Linked DNA regions of Homo sapiens: region 1 is linked to region 2. Evidence: chromatin contacts called from ENCODE Hi-C data. All regions are on one chromosome and are shown on one strand. The core of a region is the stretch at or near the end of the contact, and the rest is flanking DNA. Distances in the headings are between cores, read along the strand shown. Region 1 overlaps LOC100505498 (a long non-coding RNA gene). Region 2 holds the start of LINC02993 (long intergenic non-protein coding RNA 2993).

Region 1 (6,622 bases), core at 3,880-6,379, 660 kb after region 2:
CAACATAGGATGACCCCATCTCTTAAAAAAAAAAAAAAAAAAGAAAAAGAAAAAAAGAAATTATCCGGGCATGTTAGTGTGGCCCTGTGGTTCTATGTACTCGATGGGGTGAGGTGGGAGAATCACTTTAGCCTGGAGGCTGAGGCTGCAGTGAGCTATGATCACACCACTGTACTCCAGCCTGGGTGACAGAGCAAGACTACCTAGACAAAAGAAAAAAGAATGATCACAAATTACATTAATCATGCATGCATTTTCATGTAACATATTTTAATGCTGGTTTGCCTGTGTGTGGGCAAATACCAAATTTGGGGCTGGCATGACTCTCTCCACATAGTCTAACCTGTCTCCTTCCCTAGCCACTTACTCTTCTTCATTCCATTAGCTGAGAATGCAATTAAGCATTAAGTCTGAATATTTTGTGGTTTTTAAGCATGCCTATTTAGAAGAGACCTAAGAGCTCTACCTTTTTGCTATCTGATGCTACATATAGGGGAAAACAAGCAGATGTTGCTGACAGTGTCAATTAAGGAGTTAATAAGCAAGGAAAGTCCGTCTGTGGCAAATCTGGGTTGAACATCATAGGATCACATTAAGTAATATTTGTTGAGCACTGCTATAAATGAGGCATTATCCAGTTGTTCTGATACAGTGGCCCTGGGTCAGTCCTGTCATCTCTTCAACTGCATTTTCTCTTCTCTTAGACATGCAAGGTCCTCATGATTGTCTCAAAACTATATAGAATTGAGAAGGTGAGCAGACATGAGTACATTTAGAGAAAAACATGGCTTGGTCCTAATAAATGTTTAGTGAGCTTGACCATTAATATCTTTAACATTTTTTTCTTTCTTTTTATTCCCAGCTGCACTGATGAGGAAACTGAAACAGAAAATCCAGAGTAAATTCCACCAGGCCACACAGCAAGGTCTGATAGAGCCAGGAGAGACTTTATGAAATCCAGACTCTCACACTAATGCTCTATCAGCTAGACCTCCATGTGAGTCTCCCCAATGTAGGTAGGAAGTGCTTTCCCTAAAATGCTCATAAAGCAAATCAGAGCAATGCTGCATTCCATGTGATTTCTAATTTGAAATGCAAACAATTGCCAATTTGTTTGACTTGTATTTATAATTATTTCCTTGTGAATTACTCATCACTAAATGCTTTATAAATATTTTCTCTTTTTTTCCTCAATGTCTATGGAATGATCACAGCATAGAAAATGTTGGCTTTCAAGGATTTATTAATATCTCCTTTTGAAATAACATGTATTTGTAAGACAGAATAAAATCACTTTAAAGAAACAAATCTTGAATTTGATTTCCCGTTCAGACAATGACTTATTTGATGTCCTTAATAAGATGAACTACATAGTGACTTTTATTTAAAGGATCCATTATATAAGAAGTAGAAAAGTAAATATGCACACTTAGATGAGCACGGCCTTGCCAACAGCTCCTTCTGATAGATTTTTAGACTTTACTAAGTTTGTGTAAGCCGAAGGCATCACACTGTATGCATTACTGAATCTAATTTCACTTTTGCCAATAACAAAAAAAAACAAGCTAGTGGCATAATATGGCAGTATGCATCATATGCTTACCATAATCTCAAAATTTAACTCTTTGTAAAGAACTGAGCCAATTATTTCTGTCTTTTTGAGCATGAAACCTAATTTAAAGCATTTTTCTAGATGATAAAATAAATACTCCTTTACTCAGAAACTTAACAAATCCAGAATAGAATACAGAACTCAGTAGCTAGATTCAGAATATTGTTCATACTATTTGCTTGGAATCACATCAATATCACGTGATTTTCAAGGAAGAAAAATAAACAGTAGTTCCCCGCTTTTTTGGTCCTGGTTGCTCCCAACTGGCAATAGCGTATGTGTGTTTTAGTCTGTGCTTTGCAAAACTTGATGTGAATTCAAACCAGCACAAATATTAAAAAGTGCAATTTCCACTTTTGAAAACAAAATTTAGAAATTGTTAAATATTAGCAATTTGTTTAAGCAAGGGAGGAAAAGGAACCATTAGAAGAAATTCAGAGGCATTAAAAGGGTCACAAGGATTGACTTATGAGATCAAACAAACAAAAAAAAACACACAATGCTAGATCTGTTGCTGGACAAAACCATGGTAAGCCAAAGCTCTAATAGTGATATATACAGTCTGGGGAAAGCAACTTCACATTTTGGTGTAATTGAGGGAGGAAAATGACCCAGTTCTACTTGCTAATAATAAGTATCATTAGGTAAAGGATATAGTAATTGAAAGGCAACTCCTCAGATTTAAATATTATTTAAAGTATCTTTAAGCAAGTAGATAAGTATAGCAACAATCAAAAATGCTTATTCAACTCAATTCCTACTTTCCCTTCCCAAATCTTAAAATTGATAAAAAACAAACACACAAACAAAAACAAAACAAAACAAAACAAAAACAAAAACCAGAGAAAGAGAGAGCTAGTTGGATACCAATGTCTGAACTCCATACCCCAACAGGGACCTCGTTTTGTATGACTGCCACAGAAACGAGCACAGAGAGGGGCAAGATAATGTAAGGAACAGGGTAGGGGAGGAAAAAATGGCCGTTTTAAAAGGAATGACAAGGTTGGGTGAAACATAAAAAGCCACTCCATAGCCAAGAGAGATTAAAAAGAGCTCAAGAGGGTCATGTTGCTTCCCATTTCCCCTTACCTGATTCTTGCTGCCACTCCATTGGTTAAGTTTTACAGGTTGCAGTAACTGGCAAGGAAGAGGTGTGCCTCTCAGCTGTTCACAATGCAGAATCTTGAAAAGGTCAACATAGTAGCAGTATGACAGGCCATGTAAGTCATTATGTGCTTTATAATTCATTTGTAAGTAGAATGAGAACTGGAGCAAATTAAATGTAAACTCTGCCATAGGACCTCTAAAAACATGTTAGTCATATGGAAAGCTAGGTTTTGTTTTCTATCTAGAAAGACAAACAAATATTTCTTCACAAATGTGTTACTTTCCTGAGGAGAGCAGAAATGGGAGATAAATCCATTTGCTGCAAAGTGGTTTAAAGAAAATATATTGGCAGCAGGAGGAAGGTGGTTTAGGGAGATGATATGTAATAGAATACATATACAAGTACTATGAGCGTTGAGATTCAGGTTAGTGCTAATTAGACATTTCCTGATCAGTGAAAATCGTAAGACTTTCAAAGTCCTGTATTTTAAGAAATAGTAAAATCTATCAGGTAAGATAATATATTTATGACTTACCGCAGTATTTTTGTGATGGTTCTGTTCTTTGTGAAGCCTTATTTTGCATTGAAATTGGCACAATTTTACACCGTTAACCAAATTTTCTTTTAATGGAAACTCACACACACATAGCACATTCTTTAGTACTAAGATGCTAAAGTTGCTGAACATGCTACAGGTGATTATGAGGCAGTAGTGAAAGAGTTAATTATCCATCATTCCTCCCCCCTACCCTAGACATCCCACTGTGCCTCTGTTATAGACTTAGGCACAGTTCCTAATGGCAAAATCTATTAGAATGCACAATATTCTCCCAAGGGAGCTGGTGGAAGTTCTGTCACTTGAGACATTTAAAACTACACTGGGTAAAGCACTAGAGAGCTGTGAGTGCATGTGTTCCAACCCTCAGGACAGAAATCATGACCTAATGGGTGATTTCTATCCCTTAATGTCTCTGATTCGCTGGGTGTTTTAATAGCTCCCTCATATTTAAGTAGATGACCAACGGTCTATTTTTTTTTAATGGAACTTGAGTTTGGTCTGTAAAGTGTCAAGACAGAGGTGACAAAACAAACCACAGGGGAATGGAGGAAGCCTCGTGGAAATTTAGTTGGTTTGAAGGAGGGTTGAGCAAACACAACAGTGTATTCGGGTTTAGCAAATGCCTTGACTTCTTTTTTTTTTTTTTTCAAATGTTTTCAGTTCAAGGAAACCCAAAACACATTTGGCTAAACAGTTTTTCCTTAATTTTCAAACCCATGTGTATTTCAAGGGAAATTTAATCCATGTGTTTCTGATTCATTTACACTTAGCTCATCAAAATGTGGTTTCATAAGACCCATTTGATGTCTAAGAAGCCTTGTGAGCTTTTTTTTTTACAAGCTTTTTTTCTTTGAACCAGGAAGTTACATTTTGCCAAGAGTCAATGGAACTTCAACCAGAAAAGAATCAGTTTTGTTTGGGATCTTGGAATCCTCAAAGTTGGTGGGAGCTAATGAGCCGGGAGGGGAGGGGAGGAGAAGCTGATTCAGAGAGCAGGAACCTTCCCATTTCTAATATGTTATCTGTTCAGATAACTTGAAAATCTAATTTTCTCTCAGTTTATAGTAGAAAATTCATCTTCAATTTTTGAAAATCTTGTGGAAAACATGAGCATGAATTTTATTACAGGGTCCAATGCTGTCACATGATCTGATAATCATCCACTAGTGAGTCTGTGGGTGATGAGTATCAGAGCAGTAATGACATACTTATCTTAGAGGCAATTATTAAGAAGTGACTCACAAAAGTGTTTAGATTGGCCATTTTTTTAATATTTAAAAAAGCTTCCTCTGCCTGGTTGTTGTCGCTCTGTGCACAACACTACTGGTTATTTAAGAAACAAGACAAATAAGACTCAGTGAATGTGCTGATTCAGGTGCACACAATCCCCTATCTCATTGCTGGTGTTGCTAAAGAGCATCTGGGGTAAGGAAACATGCATCCGGTCCATCCGTCAAGAGTCCATGAGAAAGCCAACAATGTTTGCACCTGCAGGATGAATTACATCTTTGGTGAGTGTGGGAAGCTACATAATGAGACAGCTGAGTGGCTGACATTTCTTTTTTCTTGCTCCTTCTGCACCTTCTTTTTGCACTACCTTCATTTTTCCCACTTCCTCTCCCTTTTCCCCACCTTTATACAATCACCACCAATAATGGAGCAAATGTGGCACATCCATCCAAGGATGGGTTGACATGGTTTACACATTGCTTTCATTTGGTTGTTCTTTGGATGAATTCTTCCTTGAGAACAAGATAATGAAAACCATACGGTCATTGAGCACACAATCTGCCTTCACTTTGGCTGTTCCCTCGCAGCCCGTTTCATTTTATAAAGCCTGGTCCCTGAGTTTACGCCAGTAGAAGATCCCAAGCAGGTGGAATCCTGCCCCCTATGGGCTTGCAGAATTCAGCAAACACTGTCAGTTTAGCTCTTGCCTGTCACCCATACATCAGAGAACTTATTTGAATGGAACATCTCTTGCTAGTCTGGTAAAGGTTTAGAAACTTGGCCTTCTAAGTATTCATGTAAGTTCTGTTCTGGGACCTTCATTGTAGGAACTGAAAATGAAAGAACCAAAATAGATATCAACAGATAATTAAAGGAACGTTTGGAAGTTTTTTACCTCATGCAAACCTCAAACTCTGAACCACTACTGCCTAAAGGAAATAAATACTGTGTTATGGTGAGTGAAGGTAAAGGTGTACTTTATTTCTTGGATGAGTTTTGACAGTGTAAAACAAAATGATAAGTTTTTAACTATGGCAGAAAGTTCAGACAACAGGTGTGAGGGAAAAGAATTATTCATTGATTCAAAGTCCCATACAAGTGAGTGAAATGGCTAAAAGCAATAAAATTACAGATGACGTCTTTGGAATTTAAACAAAAGAAGTTTATTTTCACTTTCTAATTTGTAGCTTGCTTTTATAGACACCAAAGAAACATCACAGAAATATTAAATTATTCTCTGAAAATACAAAGATAAAAACTATTGAGGTTTAAGATAGAAGATATTTTCTCTTAAAATTGGCTATGATACTTCTACACTGATAGAACTTATGAAAATAGCCAATCTATTATGACTAATTTAATTTTCTTTCCCAAAGATACATAATTCAGAATAAAAACCGTAATCAATGCCCAAAACACAAATCTCATACATCTTGCTAATGCTGGAGAAATAGTGTCAAGTTCTTTTTCAGTACAAATATATGCAGTACTTTTACTATGTTTTGTTTTTAATTCTCAGAAATCCTTATTATTAATCAAGCAAAACAAGCTTTTTATAATATAGAATTATCCTTCCGCTGTAAGAGTAGAAGCAAAGTAATTCAAAGTAAAATATGAAAAGTGCTATAATTTAGTAAGAGATGGAAAGAAATTTAGAATAATTTTGTTCAAACTCATAATTTTATGATTGAAGAAACAAAAATCCAGAGTGTTTAGGAGTTTGTTCAAAGTTCAAAACCTGGAATCTCTAAGGTTGGATATCAGAAGTCAGCTCTAAATACAAGTTCAGTGCTATTTTAACAATCAATAAAATTTCTAAGAGCAATATATTCCTGAGATGGAACACATCAGAAAAGACTATAGGGATTCTTTGAATTTGGAAAGTTCTTACTAGGTAGAAATTCCAATAAATACAACAGATTAAAATGGAACTCATTCACTGAGGTGGAGTTGGAAACCCTAGGGTCTCATTTGTTAGCTCCTCTCACCCACTCCTTCTGAGGGCCCTCTGAATACCTTGTAAAAACTCCAAGAGTTTCTTAGGACACTGTCTTAAAACCACCAATAATATTCCCAGTTGTGGTGAGTAGACTCAAAAGTGACCCCAATGACC
Region 2 (6,515 bases), core at 2,746-5,245:
CCTCCCTTCTCCCCCCCTCCACCCCCCCCTCCCCGCCCGTCAAGCCTTTGGCATCATTATCCTCATCACTAAATCCTACAGAGTACAGGGCGGAAAACGGTGCACACCATTCACAGAACTGGAGAACTCCAAGGGGCGAAAGTTAAAGGGAAAGATCCCGGGTCCTCAATCCAGATAGTCTCTTCTTATACAGATATCTCTAATGACCAGATTTGAGATGCACATCAAATTGTGTAGGTATCTCAGTACAGCTTCTGGAACAAAGTTCTCTGCCCTTTCTCTTATTGTTATTTTTTTCTTTTTAGGTACCAGAGCCAGAAAAAAAAATGCTGCATGGGAGCTGCATCTTAGGGCATGTGTATTAGGGTGTGTGCATGATGAATTTCTGGACTGGATCCCAATATTAAAAAGTAGTTTGGCATTTTAATAAAGGGTCTCTAAGTAAATTAAAATAGAACACTCGGTTGGCCGATCTCTGAATCTCTCTACACCTCGGGGAGACCTCACTACAAAGTAAGGGAGAGTGTGTAGGGAGGCAGGAGGAGAAACGAGAAAGGCCATAGAGAAACTTAGCAGGGAAGGGAGAGCATGATATTAAACGGCATGGGGTCTAAGTTTTGGAGTATATATTTTTTGATATTACAATTAAAGTAAGATTAAAAAGAAAAGACTCCACCTTTGCTCTGAAGGGATTGGTTATGCAAATATGGAAGGGATTTCCTGGAGAATACAGCTTTCTACTGTATGGTTAATTAAATAATCACTCAAAAGCTTCCAACGTGACGCTTCTGTCGTAATCCAATCAGGTTACATAGGTCCTAAACAAGAAAGATATTTTCCACATCTGGAAGTCAGCAATTTAGCAAGTACTGCACATTATTAACCAATTCAGAGCCCACTTCCCAGGGGAATTTTTTTGAAGTTTAAGTGTTCTTAACCAATGCTCTGCTGTTTTGTTAATCAAAAAGCTGGTTTACACTGCACATAATTGGAACTAATATAGAAGTAAATAAAGACAGCCAAATTTGAGGATGCTGAGCACAGGCATTTATCGGAAAAGGAAGAAATCTCCTATCCTCGGATGGTTCAGGCTCAATTTCTTAAATAACTGTGAGACTTTTTTTTTTTTCCTAAAGAGTGAAAGTGCTTGAGAACCTCAGAGCACAAATAAACTTCTAGCCTCACAGCATTTAGGATTCTTCGGAAAGGTAAAGGTGGAGGTGTTAAGAGGACCAGAGAGCTGCCTCACACCAATTTTTAAGCTTTAATATTGTTAAATATGTTACACCCTCCTGTTTCCAGTCTGATGAAATCTGAAACAAATAATACCCTGATCCAACACTATATTAAGATAAACTGCTTTGAACTGTGCTTTGAATGTGTGCCTAAAGCAAGACTTTGAATGCAAGAGTCACTGGCAATTGCACTCAAAGGAGGGACAAGCCACCACATGGGTTGCCACATCCACACTCCCAGAGGTATACGTCTTTGTATTTTGTATTTTTTTTTGCGGGGCGGGGGAGTGGGGTGGGGGTGGTTAATAGCTACCTAGCACGACCACAGCTAGATCTTGTTCTAGGATGCAAGAAAGTAGATTTTCACAGTTGGTTACTCACCTCTTTCCTAATTTAAGTATTTATTATAATGAAAATAGCTGCTGGATAAATTAACTCTCTCCCCCCACCCCATCACAGATAAAGTGTCTATAGAAGAAAGGCATTCAGGATCTTCAGCTTAAAAATTATTAATAAATAAAATCAAAGATTTTCAACATGGGTCAGGCACATTCTTAATTTTATATTTTACATTTCTTTCATTATTATATATCTATACTAAATATATGTGTGACTTATCAAGTTCCTCTTCTGAGATTTAGCACCACTGTTCATGTCCATTTTTCTTCCTCTTCCTTTTTTTCCTCTTTTTTAATTTAAAAGATTGGAATCCAGCTTTCTCTAGACGTTTGCTTTACAGCCACCCTTCCACCACTCCTAAGGAAGAAGGAGCCCTTTGCATAGAGTTATTACAGGCAAGACTCCTCTTCAGGCACCCAGGTAGCCATTGGAGGCTTACAGACCAGACACACACACAAGCATAACCTCAGGTCAAAGGATCCAATCGAATAGCTAACAAAACACTTGTCTTTATTATGTATATTAAATGTCAGGTTACTTAGGATCTGACTTAAAAAAAAAAAAAAAAACCCTAAGTATTTCCATTAAAAACACCTAATCATCTGATTACCCTGGACTCAGGAATTGCTCAAGTGGCAGGAGGCAGTCCCCAACATTTATCACTGGGAGTTCCGACTAGCCAGTATTTGATTTGGGGTGAAAAAGCAGTCTTCCAGGTTCCCATGAAGGTAGATATTTGGATGGTGGCACGGGAAGGGTCTCCGCGAGGGGTGAGCGCTGCGGCTAGGTTGCCTTGCCCCTGGTTCCTGACTGGCACGCCCCTCCCCAGGCATTTGGCCGAGAGAGTTCCCAACGTGGCAGAGGTGATGGGGTCGGGAGGAAGCCGGAATATAAATTTGTTCCGAACACTCCCTCAGTCCGAGGGCCAGTTCGGGGACAATGGGGATCGTGGGATCAGGAGGATGCAGGAGCACAGGACGCAGAGAAAAGTCGAGAGAGGACTGGGGGCTGCTGGCTTTCGGCTCCTCACACAGCAAAATAAGTCCTGCAAATGAATCTCTCCTTCTCTGTCTTCCCCATTAATAATCCACTTCGAGATTAGCGCAGACGAAAGAGATTAAAACAACAGATACACGGAAATGTGAAATAATATTGCAATCAACATTGAAGGGGGAAAAATAATTCTTTGGGGTTTCCATGGGCAAAACAAACTACCTCCCTCAGGATTCCCTCCACCCAGGCAGGGTGAGAAGGATGCACTTTTGTTTTCCAATTCCCTCCAGCCAGGACCTGGTGCCTGTCCCCCCATTCACCTCTCAGTCTGTCAATTTCCTCAACTTTCACAGCCGCTCCCCCCTCCCCCCGCTCAGCTTGGCGGCCCAGATGCCCGAAGAGATACAATGTTTCTGCCCTTGAACACACAGGCTGTAGAAGGAATTCGAATTTGGCCACAGCTAATGATTTTTTTTAAAGCAAATTCTGTTTATTTTGTACCATGTGGAGAAAATAAAAAAAGGAACCTATTCTCGTTTTGAAATGAAACTGATCTTTCATCTAGAGGAATTATTCGACCTTGTGTTGTGACTCAGGAGGTGGGCAACTTCTTTTGGAGTTGCAAGCAAAGGGTGATAAAGGGGACCCCTGGACTGGGTGTGTGTGGAGGAGGTGGGGGGCGGCAGGGGTCCAAGCCAAGCCAAACGGTTTTCTCACGTGCAGACTCGCAATCCAATCCATTCGGAGTTGAGCCTAGGATAGGAGGGGAAAGTCTATTAAAAAAAAAAAAAATCAGGAGCATCTCTCTGAGAAGCCCTTTCAAACAAAACCAAAACAGGACCAGAGAAGCTCAGACCGTCCCTAACATCCCTGCTGCGAGACCCGCAGGCTGTGGAATCTCGCACGTCACCTGGCCCCAGCAGGGCGGCCAGCTGAGGGGTTGATTTTATTTTATTTTTTTGAAGTAAAGGCTGAATCTCGGCTTCAGGGCTTTTGCCAACGTCTCCACTGACAGGAACCAGCAAACTTCAGGACCCAAATGAGCATCTTAATTTATTGATGCTAAACAGGTCTGGTTGTTGTCCCCAATTTTCCGCGCGCTCTGCCACTCCCCCCCCCACACACCCCGCCCCAACCCCCGCCGCCAGCTTCGGTCCCTGCATTTGATCTCCAGGAAGGGCCCCGCTGCACAGGCGGAGGAGCGCGTCGCGGGGGGGGGCGGTGTTCGGCCCCCTCCCACCAGACCGCCCTCCCCCAGACCTGTCCCCGCCCGGGATCCTGCGACCCCCGCCCGCCGCCCGGTCAGCTGACCTGGCTCGCTCGCCTGCTCCCCGCCCGCCGCCCTGTTTCCGGTCCCCGGGGTCCGCGAGCCGCGCTCCGAGCGGGCGCAGCCGCGGCCGGGAGGTGATGCCGGGGGCTGATTACCATGAGAAAGGCTGTGCCTGGAAAAGCCTCCTCCACGCGACTGTCAATCTCACTAAGGCTTGGGGGGCGGGGAGCGGGGGGGGGGACGGAAAGGGGCCCTGTAGGAGTCACCAGAAAACTTGGAGTAAGTTGGATGCGACGCAGGCCCGAGGAGGTGGCTTTCGCCTCAACTTGGAAGGCTGGGGCGTTGAGGGCGCGGACGCCAGCAGCCTCACCAGGGAATTGAAAACCAAAAATCTCCCTCCTGCTTTTCCTCCCTCTGGCCCTCCTTTCAGCCCTCCCTGCCCTTTATCCTTATTTTCTTGAAATTCTTTCCCAGTTGCATTTCCTACGTTCTCCTTTCTATCTGATATCTCCCTTTTGCAATTTCTTGTTTTGTTTCTTAACATCCACTCTTCTCCCTCGCTGTGATTCTTTTTGTGCCTCTTTTATGTGTCCAGATTTATCATTTCGTTTTGAAAACAGAACGTTTAATGTGTAATTAATCTACCAGCAGGAGGGCAGGGACACCCTGACTAAAATAACTCCCCGGGTCTCAGAGACGACAAGTTCACCAGGTGTCAGTGAAAAGTAAAATAATAATAATAAAAATAAAATAAATCAATATTTCAGTGACCATAATGGTTTATTCTTCTATATTATCACATCAGCTCAGACTGATAATTTTAAAAGACAAGATATAATAGATATAGTCTTCCTGGAAAAAATGCATAATGCTTGGCATAGGGGCATTCTTTAGAATTAAGGCAATGTGAAAAAGTTTGTTTACAGCCATATTTTAGTAGTACTTAATTTGTTAACAGACTTTAGACATTACAATAGGTAATTTTATGAAACTTAAACTGCGCTTTTCTTCTGATGACTATTTGCAAAGGGTAAAAAATTCCCAAAGCACTCCTCCTGAACCCCAACAAAGATTGATCAATTCAGAGAGAAACATCATCATGTCACGTAGTTTGCACATTACTAAGCAAATTCACAACTTGGGTTGTTGGGTTATTTTCTTGACTAGGCTAGGTTACTGTCCGTTACCTAGCAGGTGAGTGAGCATGAGGCGGCATATGTCATGAACATAACTGTTTTTGTTTTGTTTTCTTTATTATTATTTTTTGCTCTTCCCTTCACTTTGGGCATATTTGTTGTTCTCATTAAAATTCAGAGTTTTCACTTGTTTACAATTTGTTTACTTTGTTGAATTTTAAAAACTTGATAGAAGTCAATTGAACATGTATATTTAGCCCTTTTTAGGCCAAGAAAAATAAAGATGTATTAGAAAGATGCCTTTTCTGCTTCATAATTATTAATTGACATTTTATGATGAATAATTAATCATTTGAATAATTTTAGTATCTCTGATCTGAACACATATTTGCATATCTAATGCTTGATTTTAAATGTGTTTTTTAAAAATTCATTCTCTCAGGATGAAGAAACAAAGTCACATTTTAATGCAAAATTTCTCTTCTACACTTGTAAAAGTTTATTTATTGAGCTGTAATATTCTTTCTAGATATCCATAAACTTCTTAACAATTTGTAAACCATTTATGAGGCATTCACATACAAATATGTGGCACACTACAATTAATTAGGAAAAACAATACTCTATGTAAAATCAAGTCACTCTCCTCCCCAAATCCAGAGATGTGCACTAATTATGCACTATGTTTTCTTATTGGAATTTTGTCATTTAAATTTTTAGTTATGTCTATTAATTCAAGTCTAAAAGTGGAAAATTGCAGCAATTGACAAATAACTCAGGCCTGGTATTTAGGATCATTTTTTATCTTTTACTTACTAACATATGGGCTGATTTAAATTATTAAAAATGATTAAGTAAGTGTATCCCTGATATTTTTATTCTCCTGTGCCAGTTAAAGTCCAAAGTATTAATATCTATTTTGAATACTAGCCCTGCAAATGACTACCTGTGTGATTATAAGCAGTCTCCTATAAGCTTGTTTTATTTTTAATCTCCAATGTGGGTACACTAATAATGCTATCCCTTGGGATTTTATTGAGAATTAAATGAAGTAATGCATAAAACTTCACTATATTGTAGCTTTATTATTATAATGAAAGGTTAAACAAATATACAGATCAACTAAAGATGGTACAAATTAATTTTGATTATTAAAAATAACAACTATTTACAGTATATTTTTTATTGAAAAATCAGTGCTGTGTTATTACGTGAAGAAAGAAAATGAAAAGCATTTTAGGATTTATGGCTGGTTTATGATTTTTTCGAACTGTTCAAAGGATGCGTAGCCACAGAAGTGAAAATAAATACAGTATTTCCTTTCTGTTAGTTCAGCAGTTAATTTAGTGTATTCAATATGGTCATAATTTGGTTATAAATATTAGACTGCTTTTGAAAAGGAATTTAGTCCAAATGTATGAACTTGAAGTTTCCCATGCTCTTTAGTAACATATTGTCTTTTAGTGTAAGGGTTAAATGTGC

Evidence for each region. A loop is a pair of places that touch in the nucleus more often than their neighbours do. Pooled maps may share reads with other maps.
Region 1: a map of heart left ventricle shows a loop between it and region 2 (7-fold over the local background). The contact joins the enhancer-like site here to the promoter of LINC02993 in region 2. A Hi-C loop is called at or near these places in 7 of 168 maps with a recorded cell type or tissue (Right ventricle myocardium inferior, cardiac septum, dorsolateral prefrontal cortex and 2 more) and 12 of 50 pooled maps.

What each region holds. Positions count from the first base shown.
Region 1 is chr2:145,181,342-145,187,963 of GRCh38, forward strand. It overlaps LOC100505498 (a long non-coding RNA gene), which reads left to right. Exons shown (of 8, transcript XR_923410.3): 5 at 863-5,464. Among named protein-coding and RNA genes, the nearest start is that of LINC01966, 300 kb to the left of the region's middle. Within about 2 kb of position 5,130, at least 6 of the 41 ENCODE cell types and tissues checked have a DNase peak (open chromatin) inside an H3K27ac peak, as active enhancers do.
Region 2 is chr2:144,520,449-144,526,963 of GRCh38, forward strand. LINC02993 (long intergenic non-protein coding RNA 2993) reads right to left here and starts at 3,996. Exons shown (of 2, transcript NR_136320.1): 1 at 3,939-3,996; 2 at 3,096-3,380. It overlaps LINC01412 (long intergenic non-protein coding RNA 1412), which reads left to right and starts at 1,420. Exons shown (of 3, transcript NR_110570.1): 1 at 1,420-1,478. It overlaps ZEB2-AS1 (ZEB2 antisense RNA 1), which reads left to right. Exons shown (of 4, transcript NR_040248.2): 4 at 306-451.